Regions from separate parts of the Homo sapiens genome. Here regions 1 and 3 are each linked to region 2. A link is an interaction called in ENCODE POLR2A ChIA-PET data of the cell type or tissue named here. Cell type or tissue: MCF 10A. All regions are shown on one strand. Links, peaks and the distances in the headings refer to the core of each region. The heading gives the core; the rest is flanking DNA.

What was found. Peaks named below come from ENCODE experiments on the same cell type or tissue, not always from the same donor. Only the 100,000 strongest peaks of a DNase experiment are listed, where the experiment ranks them.
Region 1: POLR2A ChIA-PET joins it to region 2 with 5 read pairs; 3 of 35 experiments call an interaction of 5 or more read pairs at or near these places.
Region 3: POLR2A ChIA-PET joins it to region 2 with 6 read pairs; 1 of 35 experiments calls an interaction of 5 or more read pairs at or near these places.

Annotation. Positions count from the first base shown.
Region 1 is chr2:159,978,899-159,985,182 of GRCh38, forward strand. PLA2R1 (phospholipase A2 receptor 1) reads right to left here. Exons shown (of 30, transcript NM_007366.5): 13 at 5,030-5,175; 14 at 932-1,016. Among named protein-coding and RNA genes, the nearest start is that of LY75-CD302, 77 kb to the left of the region's middle. In MCF 10A, for the core only: no CTCF peak of the experiment used is centred there; a DNase peak (open chromatin) is centred at 3,473.
Region 2 is chr2:160,089,042-160,095,325 of GRCh38, forward strand. No RefSeq gene overlaps it. Among named protein-coding and RNA genes, the nearest start is that of PLA2R1, 30 kb to the left of the region's middle. In MCF 10A, for the core only: no CTCF peak of the experiment used is centred there; a DNase peak (open chromatin) is centred at 2,530.
Region 3 is chr2:160,037,296-160,043,579 of GRCh38, forward strand. PLA2R1 (phospholipase A2 receptor 1) reads right to left here. Exons shown (of 30, transcript NM_007366.5): 3 at 4,730-4,903. The region is part of intron 1 of LOC105373717 (a long non-coding RNA gene); the gene reads left to right. Among named protein-coding and RNA genes, the nearest start is that of PLA2R1, 22 kb to the right of the region's middle. In MCF 10A, for the core only: no CTCF peak of the experiment used is centred there; a DNase peak (open chromatin) is centred at 2,436.

The sequences.
Region 1 (6,284 bases), core at 827-5,826, 110 kb before region 2:
TATTATAACATTGTGACTTTGGAGTCAGACAACCTGTGTGCAAATCCTGGCTCTCCTATATATTTTAGGCAAGCCACTTAATCATTCTAATACCCATGGCACTGAGTTATTGTAAGGATGAAATGAGATCATGTAGGAGTGCATTCAGCTCAGCGCTTGGAACAGTATAAGGACTCAATAAACAGCAGTTGCATTAAATTCTCACTGCAGGCTCTTAGGAGTCTCCCCATTTCACAGGTGAAAGTGAATAATGTGATTTTTCATGTGCCGTAGGATGGATCCCACTTCAATCTAGGATACTACTTCAGTTTTTTCCCTGTCATTTTGAGAAAAATGTGAGAATTACCCATTGCAACTGGAAAAAAATACAATAGTGAGTTCTCTGTGTCCTTCATAGAGGTTTGCAAGTATGGGAATGAATGAAAACCAAGACTTTTTTTTTCCTTCTGGAATAACTTGCTCTAGAAGGTGATATTTCTAAAACTTGCATTACTGTCCTTTCAGAGTGAGATAAATGAAAAATCATTCTCCAAAATAATCTTCATTTCATTATGACATGGACAAGGTTCCCATACTCAGATAATCAGGTGATATGCAGGATAGGGAGGTATAGGGTAAAGGGAGTCTTGTGTTATTTTAAAGAATAGCTGCTTCTCTGCCAGAGAGACTTCATATGGGAGATGGTTTGGGGGGACTTTTTGGAGGTTTTTGATACTTTTTCAGGCTGAAATTGTACAATGGCCTCAGAACAATATGGCTAGCAAAGATTTCTCAGGACCTTGCCAAATAATTCTCCTGGTACTAAGGTCTGGTGCAGTTTTGTCATGGGAGCTCTGGCCATCATTTCTAGGTTCTCTTGGTTGGTTTACCAAGTGGTCCCAGGCCCACTTGTTTTGAATCCATCCCTTTTCTCCAGTTTGAAAAGACTTACAGGAGTTCTATCAGACCACTCCCATGAGCCGGCATTCAGTGGGTTTCTTTTATTAAATCCAATCCAGAACTGCCTTTCTTCTGTCCTGTAAAGAGAAGAAACAAAAGCTTTGCCTTTCCCATCAAATTTACAGCATTATGTGAAAGGTTCAAAAAATACCAGCATGGCACATGTATACACATGTAACTAACCTGCATATTGTGCACATGTACCCTAAAACTTAAAGTATAATAATAATAAAAGAAAAAATATTTTAAAATATTTATGTATGCAGGAAACAGCTGATGCTACTGGCAGGATTGATCAAGTCAACAAGCATTGAACATTTTAAATGTGCAAAACCCTGTGCTGTGACATGAACTGAGAGAAGAATAAGCCTCACATTCTATTACTCTTGGTTTGTGTGGTTTGCTCACAGGTGATATACAGGTGGGTAAAAGTCAGCTTTTATTGAGAACATGAGTTTCTCATCAGGAATAGCAAAGCCTTTCAGTCAGGACAAGAACACATGAAAAGAAAATTGGTAAGAAACTTTGGAACATCTCTAGCCAAGAGGACCTTTCACTACTTTACTGTGTGTTTGCTACTTCACTATACTATTTATTCTACTTTACTATGCTTTGATTTGTTGTTCTTTTGTTAAACATTCATGTATTCTCTGAAAGTCAACCACCATCATCTTCACTGAATAAAAGGTACACAGTAGGTTTTGGGTTTTTTTCAGATATCAACACAAATAATTCTAAAGCCAGTCACCCTGAGCCATGGTTCATTAACTTCAGTTGTCACCATTGGTTTATACTTGGTGAGAAGCTCCACAGAGAATCACCTTCCCTTCTATGAGGCAGAGTACAAATGTGTCCACAGAATACTCAATAAATCGAGTAATAAAGCCTACCTGTGCAATGAACCATCTCACTAAGATAATTTTCTGAGAATAATTTTGAAGAATCAAAGATTTAAAATATTCAGATGTCAGGACAGATACTTTATTTTCCTTTGTGCAGAGAAGCAAGGAATTCCTTCTCGGATATGTCAGCTACTCTGCCTGGATGACACAAATTAAATTCAAATTCAGCTTAGAAATCCAAGAGATCACTGATGCCCGGTTGGACATTGTCATGATGATACTAACTTTCATTTAAGGCTGGGAGAAGGTGAGAATGGCCACCTTCAGTTTAAGCCAAGCACATTAATCTCGATGGCATAGGCTGAAAATCCATGTCACTCTCCTGGTGTTGTGACCTTTTTCTTTCCTCACTGAATTCAGAGTTCTATGTCTTTCCTGCTATATACTGGCTCCTGGAAGATGAAATGGTATTTACTTTCTCTTCATCAGTTTCCTGAAATTGTACAATATTTAATAAACACACATGTATGTGCATACGTGTGTGTGTGTGTGTGTGTGTGTGTGTCTGATTAATAAAATAGAAATAGAAAAGCAGTGCCATAGGAAGGAAAAGCAGCATACCTGTTATACCTGCTAACTATGAGATCTGGTATGTTTGCTATAATTAAGCATCAGATTTGACTGAATTCTCTGGTAGTCTGGGAATAAACTGAAACATACACAGTTATTGATAATTTTTTTTTTGAGACAGGGTCACACTGTCGCCCAGGTTGGAGTATAGTAGCACACAATCTTGGCTCACTGCAACCTCCTCTTCCCAGGCTCAATTGATACTCCCACCTCAGTCTCCTGAGTAGCTGGGACTACAGATGTGTGCCACTACACCTGGCTAATTTTTTTGTACTTTTTGGTAGAGATGGGGTTTCACCATGTTGCCCAGGCTGTTCTCTAACTCCTGGGCTCAAGCAATCTGCCTTGGCCTCTCAAAGTGCTGGGATTACAGGTGTGGGTCACTGCACCCAGTCAAGAATTTTTAAATATTTTATTTAAAGACGGTTCTCGCTCTGTTGCCCAGGCTGGAGTGCAGTGGCACAATCATACCTCACTGTAACTTTGAACTAGGTTTTGCTGGGACTACAGGTGTGGCCACCACACCCAGCTAATTTTGAAAAATTTTTTTGTAGAAACTGAGTCTCACTATGCTGCCTAGGCTGATCTTGAATTCCTGGCCTTAAGTGTTCCTCCCACCTTGGTGTCCCAAAGTGCTGTGACCCACTGTGCCTGGCTCATATTATATGACTTTTGTGATCAGATATTGAAGATCCATGATTTAGCTTGGGACTAAATTCTGCTAGACATTTCAAGCATGAGAACTTACATAAACAGAAATGACAGTGACATTTGATCTTAAAGCAAACTGGGAAGCAGTGTGTGTGTGGTTGTCATATGGCAAACCTCACTAAAATGCAAGGACAGAATATGCAAATATGTTTTAAAGGAAGCTAAAGTAATGAAGCAAAATGTAACTTTGAACAATGGAGACTATCACCTATCCCTTGGATTTGCGGCCTCACACCTGGCTGATAATCCAATTAGCCAGAAAGCTTCTTAAACTTTTCTTCAGACTCAGAGAGTCTGACTCAGCAGCTCTGGTGTGAGGCCAGAAAGCTCTGTATTAAAAGGTGTCCCGACCAAGTGTGATGAGCAGCCAGGTTCCTGAGTCATGGCCTCATGTCAGCATTTCCCGTAGGGACTAGCAGTTCTGTGGGATGTCAATAAGTGTTCTTAAAAAAGGGAATTGTGGTCAAAGAAAGTGCTTCCTTCTAGAACCCTTTACGATGCTAATGTACATGGCAAATCTCCAAGATTGTACATTGTTTTGCAAACATATTTGACCATAAAATCTCCTTCCTCCCCTGCAGAATGCTGCACAAGACTCACATGGAGAGATGTCAAAAACTCCCAGCTTTAAGGTCATTGCTGTAGATGTGGAAGATGAATAATCTGATAGATGTTGCATGTTAATCTTTTTATGGGAATGTCCTACAAGGAAACTTGTGGGAAAGGCCAGAATTTTCCTGAAAAAATAGTACAGGATTTTTCTCTGGGATTCAGGCCAGTGTTTCATTGAGACTCTAGATTTCCAGAGCCTGAAGCAGAGTACCTATTATTATGGTTGTTTTCATTAAATAAATATACAGAGTCATGGAGGTGTGATGATCACAACATCCTCAGAGGCAGGATCTTGTTTGTCATGTCTATTGAATTATCCAACCAGCTATGCATGTAACTGTGCCCCTTCCACAGAAGATACTCTCACAATGCAGGCTGACTGACAAGAACATTCCAAAGTGAGAGGCCAAACTCGGGGGTGGGGGGCTCACAGGAAGGAGACAAGATGACTGTCTTCAAATATTTGAAAATAGAGTAGATTTGATCTGTATTTGCTCTAGCTCAAACTGAGGGGAGGCAGATTTCTGGCTTATTAGAAAACTACTCTTTGAAACCAGGCTTCTGCAATGGAATGGGCTTTCTCCCAAATAAGAAGCATTCTGAAACTGGAAGGAATTATGCAGACAGCAGATGACCACGGTATGTGGTGGGAGGTAGCACAAGACGGTTTAGAGTTCTTACAATTTAAGCTTGAGTTTCTAACTCCACTGAATTCAAGGTTCTGTAAACTTGCAAGATGGATACAGATAAGGGAAAGCTTGTTTCCTCAAATGAAAACTTAGGAGGTTGGGTTGGAATTAAAAAAAAAATTACTGGGACTCTTTTTTTTTTTTTTTCCAAACAAAATCTTACATAGGCTCCAATTATATACAAAATAATTAGCGGTGGAGCTGGTCAGAGCCGCTCTGGTGAGGCGTGGAAGGAACTAGGAGCTCTGCCTACGTGGCCCTCTCATACTCCTGGGGTTCCAGGATTCTTGGGATCCTTCCACAACACTTTGAAAACCATTGGGGTAGATAATTCCTGAGTTTGGCAGGAAAGCTCTACAGTTCTGACTTGAGGCACAAAGAAAAGATTTCAAATATCTAAACAATTGTCACTTTGTTCTTTGTTTTATGAAATGAGAACCTGGTACAAGATAAACATAAAACTATATGTATATTTATTTTTCTTGGCTTTGGGCATAATACAAATATGGGAATTTTAAACAACTACTTGGGATACTCACCCCTCAGAAGCCATTACTGGGAGATAGAATATTTGACTGTAATTTTTCATAATTAACAAGTATTTACCAATTAAATTTTGAATGTAAGAGCTCATTCACAAAATTCTCTTCCTCAATATGGGCAAAGCTTGCAAGATGAGCTCCAAATTCTTCGCAAAATGCTTCAGCTTCTCTCCATGTTCTTTTCATCAGAACTTTTTCACTATGAAATACCTGTATAGTAAAAGAAAATAAATTAACATTGTTATAGATAAAGTCAGGTTGTTAAACTCTGTTCAAGAAAGTAACAGTAATATTAACATAATCATCATTATTATTTATAAAGAGCTTGATCTAGTGGGAGGAAGTAATATTTACTGAATTAGAATGTGCCTAGTCATCATAAAACTATTAGTTCCTTTTATCCTCATAACAAATTTCTGAGGAGAATATAATAAACTCAGTTTTATAAATGAGCTTTTTGAGGAATTTTTTTTCACCCTAAATCTTCTGTGACTGGCATGTACTTGTCCCTCAGTAAATATTTGTCAAGAGATAAATAAAGTCAGGCCAAGAGAGGTTAAGAATTTTAGGTCACACAGCTATAAACTGGCAGAGCTAGAATTAGACCTACAATACCTTGCTTCCAGAGTCCATAAACTTCCATCCCACCAGATTGCCTTCTGACAGATTAGAATTAGCAGATTGATCATTACTCTGGCTGACCCAGGGCAAGAAATGAGAAATTAGACCTGGGACCTAGGGTAGCTCTATTTCTAGAGTCTTTGGATCTTAGTTGAACTGGCAGTGCAGTGGTTCAGCTGTGCCTAAAATCTCTGCTGCTTCTCAGCTGTCTTCATGGTGGCAGGAAGAAGCCAGATGAATGGAAGGTCTTCTGTTGGCTTTATTTAAGATTGGGGAAAGGGACTGAAGACCCAGAGCTTGCAATCCCAGTCCTCTTACCCTTCTTATTTTTAACTGCCTGGCACTAAGCCTGAGCCTCTGATGCCAGACAGGTACACCCTGTGGCCAGCCCTCACCAGGCTCTTACTTGCTGAGACCAGAATGAATAGCTTTCCAAGTCCTGTGGACCACAGCACAACCTTTCCATCTTTTAAATTATATGTCAAAACTTGCCTCCTCTGGGAACCTCTTCCCGAATCACTATAAGCTCATAAATCCTACCACCATGCCTATCACACACACCATGCATTTGTTGACATATCAGGGTGATATATAGTAGAAAAGGCACCAGACCAGAAGTCCTAAACCAGGCATTTATTCCAACTCTGTCAATAAATAATCGTGATCTTGGGCAAATCACTACATTTCACAGGCCCCAG
Region 2 (6,284 bases), core at 455-5,454:
GCAGAGGGATTTGCTAAGTTCTCCTGGCAAGCCTGTTCCCCAAGTCTTGTTAGGCTTGCAGCCACACTAACTGTTTTTAAATGACTGAAGGGGGCGCAGTGTTTGGTTTGATTTTAAAATGGAGGATGGAGGCCTCAAAATGAAAACAAAGGGTTGGGGTCTGCTGCTATACTCACCCTTCTGATGAATCTACCTTGGATCCTGGATGGGCCCCCAAAATGAAGCAGTGCCATTGTCTGGGGTAAATACCTGAGATTCGTTGTCTTATGGCCATGGAAAACTAGGACACAGACACACAAAGAGTGAGGAAGAGAGCAGAAGTTTAATCGGTAAAAGAAAGAGAAAAGCTCTCTCCTGCAGAGAGACGGGTCCAGAGCACATTTTCTGGTCCACGGCAAAATGCAAGGGGTTTTATAGATGAGCTTGAGGAGGTGGTGTCTGATTTACATAGAACATGAAAGATTAGTCGGAGCAGGTGTGCCATTTGCATAGCATGTGAAAATCTGGCTGTCCCCATCCTAACTTTTTCTTATGCAGATGAGTTCTTTGCTGGGTTGGCACCATGTTGCCTGCCTCTTTACTGTACACATGGTGACAAAGAAAAGGGAAGATGGAGCCTCCATGTTGAACATACCCTTTTCCATTGGCACAGCTGCCGGCATTCACCTGTGCAAGCTTCCAGCTTGCTTATCTATGTCTGTACTCAAAAGAGTAGCTTTTTTCAAGCTACTCTTTGCTAGAAAAGCCTCCATGTTGAACATACCCTTTTCCATTGGCACAGCTGCTGGCATTCACCTGTGCAAGCTTCCAGCTTGCTTATCTATGTCTGTACTCAAAAGAGTAGCTTTTTCAAGCTACTCTTTGCTAGAAAAGCCTCCATGTTGAACATACCCTTTTCCATTGGCACAGCTGCTGGCATTCACCTGTGCAAGCTTCCAGCTTGCTTATCTATGTCTGTACTCAAAAGAGTAGCTTTTTCAAGCTACTCTTTGCTAGAAAAGGAATGATTTGTGGCTACTTTTTTTGTTAAAAGGGAAATTCTGCTGAGGACTCTTGCCCTTACTATCTGCCTAAACAATTTCTTTCTAGCTCCTGTATCAGTTTTTCCATTAAATTGCTTTGCACCTTGATGAAAAATGAGTTATCCATATATGTCTATTTCTGGGCTCTCTTTTCTGTTCCACTAAATTATTTATCTTTACATCAGTACCACATTGTTTTGATTATGGTAGTGTTATCATAAGTCTTAAAGTCAGGTAATGTTAGCCTTCTAATTTTGTTCTTCTTTTTCAAAATTGTTTTGGCTGTTGAAGATCCTTTGGATTCTGATTTGAGCTTCACAACCAGTTTGCCGATTTCTACAAAAGTGTTACTGGGATTTTGATTGGGATTGCATGGAATTAAAGATCAATTTGGGGAAAATTGACATCTTAACAATATTGAGTCTTTTGACTCAATGAACAAGAAGTATCTATCCATTTATTTAGTCTCCAACTTTTCTCAGCAATGTTTAGTAGTTTATAATTTATAGATCTTTTATATTTTTGTCATTTTTATTCCAAAATATTTCATATTTTTGATGCTCTTATAAGTAGCATTCTTTTTTAAATTTTCCAATTGCTTGCTGTGAATATATAGAAATACAATTGATTTTGTAGATTAATCTTCTATCCTGAAATCTTGCTATCCTCATTTATTAGTTATAGTAGTTTTGTAGATTCTGTTGGAGTTTCTGCATATATGACCGTGTCATCTATGAATAAAGACAGCTTCATGTCTTTCTTTCTAATCTATTTTATTTATTGCCTGATTGTACCAGCTAGAACCTCCAGTAGTAGCTAGGATAGTTAGTAGGTTAACTCTAAAGTTTTGTAGCTGTCCTTTATCAGCTTAAGGAGGGTCCTTTCTGTTCCTAGTTTGATGAGAAGTTTTATCAGGAATGGATGTTGGATTTTGTCAAATAATGCTTCTGCACCTATGAGATGATCATATGATTTTTCTTTTCAGTTTGTTAATATGGCAAGTTATCTTACTGATTTTGTATGTTAAACAAACCCTACATTTCTGGAATAAACTCCATTTAGTCCAGGCCTACTTTTACCTTTCCTTTTCTAAGCTCCATGAAGGCCTTTGCTTTCCACTGACACTGTCTTTCTTCAGACCGTACAGTAGAAAATATCATCATTTGTCTTGGAGCTTTCTTGTGGAAATCACATCTCAACCCCATTCTTGTTGCCTTAATTCTATTTGTGGGTTTCCAAATCTCCCTAAATCTCTTATTCAAAGATGGTCTCTTGGGTTGTTTCTAAAAATGGTTAGTGACCTCCATTTGAGCTGACTTCACTCTCTGAGTGATTTTGCTTTCAAAGTACTTTAATTTCCAAATCAGGGTGGTACACTTCTACTTTATGGGCTGGATAAAGGCTTAAACTAAATCACAGGTGGCATAGCAGTACTTTCTAAAACATTCCACTCCCTCAGTGTGATGAAATACTCTGCCTTCTGGAATTTTCCCTGCTCCTTTGTCCTTAATTATATTCCCAGAGAGGTTGTGTGACTCATCTGTATGAGCTAGAGAAAATCTATGCATCTCTTTTTAGTAAATTTCTGTTTTGACTTGTGCATTCTAGTCAGGTAAATTCCTGTTTGTTAGTAAGAGCAGTTATTTTCAGAAAGGCTAAACCCAAATCTGAACTGGTCCTAGCTTGTTTGAGTTTCTTAAAAAATGAAATCTGGAATCTGTCATTTGTGCTTGTTATTTATCATAATAGTTGTGGCTTTGTTATTTCCATCAGTACTCTTATTTTTGGCTGTAGGTCCTCACGACCTACATCATTCCTCCACTCCTTCCTCCTTATTTTCCCACTGCCATCCTACTTCCCAGAAAAACCTGAGATTTGTTTGGTGGACTGTCCCTCTGGGAGGACTGGCTAGGGAAAGGACTGAATAAGCTTACTCTTAGAAATGAGCAATGACCTCTAAGGGTCTACAAATATTAATTTGAGAAGTGTTACTTTAAATTGGTTTTCCTTTGGCTACCTTCATATCAAATATTTCTGCCCTTTTTTTTTTTTTTTGAGACAGAGTCTCCCTGTATCCCCCAGGCTGGAGTGTAGTGGTGCGATCTCAGCTCACTGCAAGCTCTGCCTCCTGGGTTCATGCCATTCTCCTGCCTCAGCCTCCCGAGAAGCTGGGACTACAGGTGCCTGCCAACACGCCCGGCTAATTTTTTGTATTTTTAGTAGAGATGGGGTTTCACCGTGTTAGCCAGGATGGTCTCGATCTCCTGACCTTGTGATCCTCCCATCTCAGCCTCCCAAAGTGCTGGGATTACAGGCGTGAGCCACCGCACCTGGCTTATTTCTGTCTTTGAGTCCCAAACCTTTCCAAGTGTCAGTGCCTAGTCGGAATTAACAGTCTTTTTAACATTCAGACCTGAATTTTGTGGCCTGTGTTACTTACCGCAGTCCCTGGAAGATTTGAGGGGCCCCTTCCAGTGCTCACACTCACCTCTAGTATCTGGGGATACTCAGGGGGCACCTCACAAGCCCTCATGGCAGCTTGCCAGTGCTCCTTTAGGCAGCTACTTCCTTAGCAGCCTCCACAGCTCCATGCCCAGGCCCAGAACGCTGCCCCACCTTCCATTGCATGTGCTGAGCACCTGCCTCTAGGCCCCCTCAAGGTTCCAGTGGCCCACTGTGTTCCCTGTGCTTGCCTGTCTCTAGGCTTCTGCTCAGTCTGCAGCATTAGCAGGTCCCTGCTCCACTGAAGCCACTCACCTCCAGTCGACAGCATGATGCTCTGCCTTCTGAGCTGACAGACCTATCTTATTTTTAGATTTGGAAGCAGGTCTCCTCTTCTGTACTCTACTTGTCTCAAAAGGGCCCCACATTAGTATTGCTTGGGCCCCAAAAGTTCAGTAGGTCAGATTTTAGTTTATATATAGTTCTTTTAAGGTCTAGTTTAAGGAACTGCCACCATATTTACCCAGAACCAGCATTCTCCTCTTGCAATATGACCCTTGTTCTGAGTTATCTAACTCTGAGGTCCTCAACATTTTTGGCACCAGGGACCAGTTTCATGGAAGACAGTTTTTCCACAGACTGGCCAAGGGGATGGTTTCAGGATGATTCAAGCACATTACATCTATTGCGCACTTTATTTCTACTATTATTACATTGTAATATATAATTATACAGCTCACCATACTGTAGAATCAGTGGGATACCAGAGCTTGTTTTCCTGCAACTAGATGGTCCCATCTGGCAGTGATGGGAGACAGTGACAGATCATCAGGCATTAGATTCTCATAAGGAGTGCAAAAACCTATTAGAACTGATACATTCAGTAAAGTGTCAGCATACAAAGTCAGCATACAAAAATCAGTAGCATTTCTATATGCCAACAGCAAGCAATCTGAAAAAGAAATTTAAAAAAATCCCATTTGCAATAGCTACAAATAAAATTAACTACCAAGGAATTAACCAAAGAAGTGAAAGAACTCTGCAATGAAAACTATAAAACATTGACACAAGAAATTGAAGAGGAAACAACAAAATGGAAAGATATTCCATATTCATGGATTGGAAGACTCAATATTGTTAAAATGTTCATACTACCCCAAACAATCTACAGATTCAATGCAATCCCTGTCAAAATACCATTGACATTCTTCACAGAAATGGAAAAAGAAAACAGTTTTATATTTATATGGAATCACAAAAGACCCAGAATAGCCAAAGCTATCCTGAGTAAAATGAACGAAACTGGAGAAATCACATTATCTGGTTCAAATTATACTACAGAGCTATAGTAACCAAAACAGCATGCTACTGGCATAAAAATAGATACATAAACCAATGGAAGAGAATAAAGAACTGATATGATTTGGATTTGTGCCCCCTCCCAAATCTCACATCAAACTGTAATCCTCAGTGTTGGAGGTGAAGCCTGATGGCAGGTGATTGGCTCATGGGGGCAGAGTTCTTATGAATGGTTTCGCACCATCCCCTCCATGCTGTTCTCATGATAGTGAATGAGTGAGTAATCATGACAGCTGGTTGTTTTAAAAGTGTGTGACACCTCCCCCTCCCCTGCCATGTAAGATGTCTGCTTTGCTTTCTGCCATGAGTTAAGAGCTCCCTCAGGCCTCCCCAGAAGCAGAGGTGCCCATGCTTCCTGTACAGGCTGCGTAACTGTGAGGCAATTTAACTTCTTTTCTTTATAAATTACCCAGTCTCAGGTATTTCTTTACAGAAATGTGAGAAAGAACTGATACATGAACCCAGAAACAAATCCATACATCTACAGTGAAATCATTTTCAACAAAGCTGCCAAGAACATTGTCGACAAAAGAACATTCTCTTCAAAAATAAATGGTGCTGGGAAAATTGGACATCCAAATGCAGAAGAATGAAACTAGACCCCTATCTCTTGCCATGTACAAAAATCAAGTCAAAATGGATTTAAAGACTTACATCTAAGACCTCAGACTATGAAAATACCACAAGAAAACGTTGGGGAAACTCTCCAAGACATTTGAGTGGGGAAAGATTTCTTGAATAATACTCCACAAACATGGGCACCTAAAGCAAAAATGGACAAATGGGGAGCACATCAAGTTAAAAGGCACAGTGGCTCACGCCTGTAATCCCAGTACTTTGGGAGGCCGAGGTGGGCAGATCACCTGAGGTCAGGAGTTTAAGACCAACCTGGCCAACATGGTGAAACCCCGTCTCTACTAAAATACAAAAATTAACCGGGCATGGTAGCATGCCCCTGTAATCACAGCTACTTAGGAGGCTGAGGCAGGAGAATTGTTTGAACCTGGGAGGCAGAGGTTGCAGTGAGCCGAGTTTGTGCCACTGCACTCCAGCCTGGGCTACAGAGCAAGACTCTCTGTCAAAAAAAAAAAAAAAAAAAAGCTTCTGCACAACAAAGGAAACAATCAACAAAGTGAAGAGACAAGCTACAATATGGAAGAAAATGCAAACTCTCCATCTGACAAGGGATTCATAACCTGATTATATAAGGAGCTCAAACAACTCAATGGGAAAAAAACCAATAATCTGATTTTAGATTGGGCAAAAGATCTGAATAAACATTTCTCAAAAGAAGACATGCAAATGGCAAACAGGTATATGAAAATGTGCTCAACATCACTGATCATCAGAGAAATGCAGATCAAAACTACAATGAGATATCATTTCACCCCAGTTAAAATGGCTTTTATCTAAAAGACAGGCAACACATGCTGGCAAGGATGTGGAGAAAAGGGAACCCTC
Region 3 (6,284 bases), core at 442-5,441, 52 kb before region 2:
CTTTCTTTTGCACTTAGAATTAGGTAAGTCCTTACCTTTATGACACTCATGGACTCTGTCTGCCCTTTCAGAGTGTCTTGTTTCTCTCTTCTTCATTCACTGTACTCTTGCCACATTGTCTTTCTTAGATGGCAATAACCTCTTTCCCCCCTCAAAACCTTCAGATATCTGGCCAGTGACATGCTGAGGGCTGGGGGTGGAGGAGCAGTCAGCCTGGACAGGTGGGCGTATTTTATCACTGACATTGTTTGGAATGGTTAGAGCATGTGCCTGGTGACTCAAAAGCATGCTGTCTTTTACTTGGTTTTATTATTATTTTTTAGTTCTATTTAAACCATATACCCTCTTTATTGCCTGCATCCCATGCTGACCACTCCCTCTCCCCTTCCTTTGCACATGTCTGTATCATGCATCTCCGTGTGAATATCTCATTTCCCCACTTTCCATTTTGACAACTTCTACTCATCTCTTGGGCTACAGTTCAAATACAACTTCCTCAGGAAAACCTTCCATGACTCCCAATTTTAACTTCGGTTTCTCACTTGTAATACTGTATTTTCTTAAGGTAGAACTTATGACAAACTGTAATTATGTATTAATTTGGGTATTATACTTGAATGTGAATTTCATCAGGGCAGGCACTATGACTTTCACATTTCACATTCACGGTTATAACCCCAGGAGCCAGAGAAGTCCCTGGCACATAGTAGGTGTTCAATACATATTTGTTAAATGAATAAATGGATGAATGGTCTGTGGAAATGGAGGTCAAGGTCAGGCATGCATTGTTGTAGAAGTCAAGAGGAGACAGTGCCCTGAAGAAGGTATAGACAATTCTTTTGCGAATTCTCTCTATTTAGAGGATGAGAGAGAGAGGTGTTTTCAGGAGGCAGAAATAGGGATGAAAGAATTGCAGTATTTTTAAGATGTTATTTCAAGACTCGCACAGGTCTAACTGCTAAGGAAAAGGGCCCAGCAAAGAAGCACCCAGGGGTGTGCACTGGAATCACCTAGAAGTTTGTTAAAACACAGATTGCTGGGCTGCACTTCTAGAATTTCTGATATGATGGTCTAGGGTGTGACTGCTACTTTGCGTTTCTAGCAAGCTCCCAGGGAATTCCAACGCTGCTGGAACGGGGACCACACATTGAGAACAACTGAGATACAGGTTGGAGAAGGTTGGATGGGGCGCTCCAGAGCCCAGGTGGGGAGACTTGGCCCATGTAGGAGGAGGAACATCATCCTCGCGCATAGAAGGGAGGAAATAAAGATGGGCACAGATGCAGGTAGGCTTAAAGGTGAGAGAGCAGGAAGTTGCCAAACTGTCTGTCTGATGGATCTTTTTGCCATTATGAGGTAGGAACTGAGGTCAAATAATGAGAATCAGAAAGGAGATTGGAAGGTAGGGTTAGAAGTTAGAGGAGAATAGAGAGGTTGGCAGGGTCATTGTGGGGTGTGAGAACTGCATGACAGAAACATATAGCATTGCTGAGCCATGTTGAGGGCTCAGGAGAGAGCAGCCATACCTTTGTTGTATCAATCTGCTTGTTTGTCTTTTTTGTGGAGGGCGGGAGCGGGGGCAGGCGGGCGGCGACAGAGTCTTGCTCTGTCACCAGGCTGTAGTGCAGTGGCGCGATCTTGGCTCACTGCAACCTCCATCTCCTGGGTTCAAGCGATTCTTCTGCCTTAGCCTCCTAAGTAGCTGGGATTACAGGTGCCTACCACCACACCCAGCTAATTTTGTATTTTTAGTAGAGATGGGATTTCACCATGTTGGCCATGCTGATCTCAAACTCCTGACCTCAAGTGATCTGCCCGCTTCAGCCTCCCAAAGTGCTGGGATTACAGGTGTGAGCCACTGTGCCCAGCCTAAATCTGCTTTATTATATCACTCGAGCAACTGATCAGAATTATATAAAAATAAGGTTCAAGGGCAATCATATCATTTCACAGGTTGGTATCGTAAAAATATCTCAAATTAACTAAGTGTGATTCTGCAGCTCTGTAAGGCACACAACCAAGAGAGTCCAGAATGGCCCATAATTGCCTCTAAACAAACCCAGAGAGATTCCTGTGTGTCATCCTTTTTGCTGAAGATGTTTTATTACATCCTTCACCGCTAGTATATTTGTATATGTGTTTATGAATACTACATTTAAATTTTGCTCATTTACAATCAACTTTTTTTTTAAATGTAGCATCATTTTACATTGAGATATTTAAAAAAATTTCCCACATAAGAAGGATGAGATACAGCAGTACAGACCTTTACTTTATTCCACTCACTCTTCTCTGTCCTATCCACTTGTTGACCCCATGGAAAGAGCTATCAGCTTGCTCAGGTTTCAATCTCCGACACGTCATTTTGAGTTATATTGGCTACCGGGAGCCAAAAGTAACAAGAAAGGAAGAAAACTGGCACTGAACAAATAAACATGCTCTCTGCTGGTTGTGGTAAAGGGCAGGAGGGCTGGAATCTGGCAGGCTGTCAAGCAGAGGAAGCTTCTGAGCTGTACAAGGCTGAACAAATAGATGGTCTGGGGAATGAAAAGCCTGGAGCACCACTGAACCCAGGCTTCCACTGGGAAACTGTCATTGGAAGTTTCCCAGTGGAAACTTCTTAAGGTTTCAGAACCTTAAGAAGAATATTGTAGTTTTTTTTTTGAAGTCCCTAGTATTAGAGCCATGTGAAGTACGTGTTAACTTTATTAGTATTGGTTCATTTATTTGGTTTTAATAATGACCTCTATTGGGGATGGAAAAGGAAAAAGAAGAGATGATGCAAATAATATGACAATAATAAAAATAATATGACATCTGTTTCAGGAGTCAAGGGGTGTAGAGATCACATGCATACACACCTACATGCATACATTTAGATTCAAATAGAGAAGGCTGGTGATCTGACAGTTATAAAATAATAAAATGCTTTCATTCTGGTTGGTGAATAGCCACTGTTCTGAGCTTCTCTATTACCCCCACTACCCAGGCTTCCCTGCACCCCACCCCCACATTGTAGCAGCTAAGGGGTTAATATCAGCAGAGAGCCTCTGGAATTCCCAACCCCCACACTAAGGTCTCCATTGCGATTGACCAATAGCCCATACCATATTGGCTGTTAAATGTGTTGATATTATCCCTGTATATAGATGTATATTGCATAGAATTATCTCCATATTATTGCTTGATGATGAATTATCTGCACCGGGGTCACCTGGGGCACTTTTCAAAAATGCAGATGGTTGAGTTTTACATACTGCACCCACTGCATCTCTGGAAGATGGGCCAGGATATGCATTTAAACTATCTCCCAGGTGATTCTAGGGCATTGTGTCAAATACAGCCTGCATTTTCTGGCATACAGCAAACCTGTCTTCTCTCTAGATGCCAAGTTCCTTAAAGGGAGGATCCTAAGTCCTAAAACTCTTGGCATTCACCACTATGCATAGCTTAGTGCTTGTTGACTTACAGCAGAGAGGAGAAATCATGGATTCAGAAGTGTATGCTGAAAATATAAATTGGGTTTGATGCTGCTGCTGCTATTGTTGCTGCTGCTTCTGGCTGCAATGGTTAACCCTTGTGAGTACTTACTGTGTGCCAGATATTATGAAAAGTGCCTTGAATGCCTCATCTAATTGAATTGCACAATAATCCTAATAGGTACTGCTATTACCTACATTTTATGTCTGAGGAAACTGAGACTCAGATAGATGGAGAGAGCTTCCCAAAATTTCATTGTTGGGAGGAAGCAGGACTCCAATCTTGGCCTGTGTGATTATTTCAAAGCTTATACTCTTTCTTATTTGCTAAGCCATACTAGCTCTTGGATTAGAAAACAATTCTACAGATACTTTATAAGTCAGATTCTTTGGGGTTAATCTCTTCAACTTGCTTTTGCTTCAAATTTATTTGTTGCATTTTATATATGTGGAGGGGAGGCAGGCATGGGAGATGAAGACTGTAAAAGCTGTACTCTGACTCACAGAAACCAAGGGAAAGGAAATTGAATATAGAAAGTAGGAGGCATATATAAACATTCTCTAATACTTGGTAACAATTGGAAACTTTTTAGCTAAATAAAAATAAAATGAAATAATAAGGCACTAACTGAAAAAAAGAAGTTAGAACATTGCCACTGCCATTGAACTTTGAAAATCAAGTTAAGAAAAGAAAAAAAATGAGGTTATAGCCAGAAGGTAAATAGTAGGAAAGGGAGTCAAGACGAGAATCCACTGTCAAGAAATAATGAGGGCAATTGCGATTTTAGAAAGATCATCAAGGGGCCAGCTGGTGCCTGGGCTTGACAATGGGCGAGACAAGCAGCAGCCTGGATGTGGAGAAATTAAAGCAGCTCATAAGAGATAGTGGATTGAAAGGCTAACTGGGCTTTATATGCAATCAGGTTTGTTTTGAAGTATCCAGCCAAGAAGCTGGGATCAATGAGATCGCAGAGTATTTATAATTTGATTCTGGTTAAAACATCATTATGCACTGAGCTTAATGAAGAATGGCTAATTAACATCTCTTGAATGTACGGCAAAAAGAATATATATTAGAATTGTCTTTTCAAGGCAAAAACAAACCCCAAATCAAAATCTGTGTTAATAGCATCAGGGTTCTTATTCAGACTTCAATATATCAATCCCAGTGCTTTTGTTTAGATACAGATAACTTTCTAATCATCTTTGATTCATTCATGACATATAGAGAAGACAAAATTTATTCTTACTGGGATCAGGGCAAAATCCCCACTTTTCATCTCTTTCATAACGGCTTGTCGTGGCACACCACAGTAAGTCATCTTCCCGACCTTCACGGGTACATTCATGATGCCACTGATGGTTATACTGGAAGGGAAACATACACGGCATCCCGTGGGTGTTCCCTTTGATTGTATGCAAATCTAGGAGAAAGAAATGTACAAAGTCAGATAAGTATGATGTCAGCTTTATCTTTGGAAACTGCTATATATCGAAAGCATTTTTTATGGACTGAAACCCTCTTGGGGCAGATACTCACTACAGCAGAGTGAGCCCTCAGGTCCTCACTGTCTCCTGTCAGTAGAGGTGTGAGACTGAGTGCTGGGCTCAGAGGAAGTGCTGATACATGGTTTGCTTATGCATTTATCTACTTGTTTACTTACTATGGTGAGCTGTCACAGTAACATTCATATTTGTGGATGGATGAGAAAGAAACTTTAATGGAGATTTAACTTCATAATACCTTCCAGTCGCCAAACACATCAGCCATTAGCATCTAAAGCTCAATAGATTCATAGGCATTTATTAATTTATTCATTCAATAAATATTTATTGAACATTTAATGTACTCAGTACTGGGGATACAACAGTGAACAAACCAGCAAAAGTTCCTTTATGTGGAACTTCTATCAAGGAGAGAGAAAGAGAAAGCAAATATACAAGTAAACATACAGTATCATTGCAGGTAGCGGTGCCATGATGAAAAATAAATAGGATGAGAAGACAGAGTGGGGTGTGTGTGTGCGTGTGTGTGTGTGTGTGTGTGTGTGTGTGTGTGTGTGTGTGTATGTGTGAGACAGAGGGAGAGAGAGAGAGAGAGAGAAAGTGAGAGAGAGGGAGAGATGGGGTGGAGGGGCACAGGGCACTACTTTGGACAGGATGGGCAGTGAAAGACCTCTCTGAATAGGAACTGGGTGACCTGAGAGTGCAGGTCTTTAGAAAAGAGGTGATCCAGCAGAAGGAACAGCAAGTAAAAAGAACCTGAGACAAGAACAAGTGAGGGGGTGAATGAAGAAGAGGAAGGAGGCCCTCTGGGTAGGGAGCCAGGGACGTACTAGAGTGTCAGTGCACATAGAGCTGTCTCCCCGCCATACTGCGGGCTTTGGCCTCTACCCTGAGGGTGGGGGCAAGTCTCTTGCGGGTTTTGAATGGGAAAGTGACAGGATCAGATTTACATTTTTAAAGAACCACTGATGCCCTGTTTGCAAAGGGGCAAACAGCTGACATAGGGAGAGGGTGAAGCGAGACAGCTGGCTGGGTGGCTTCTCAGTGGTCTAGAGCAAGTCGACCATGCAGACGTGGCCTGCTGGCTGCCTTCTCAGGGTATTGCAATACTCGGCCATTCTTGGCCTTAATCAGGAATCAACAAAAACTTTTCATGACTCAACTGGGGCTGCCAATGGTATGTCCTGGGGCAAAAGGACCAGCAGTGGAGAGCCCCACCTCTTTCCCACAATTGGCAGGGGCTGACCTGAGCTCATGACATGTCACCAGTCACCAGCCTTAGCAGTTAGGGCTATTTAG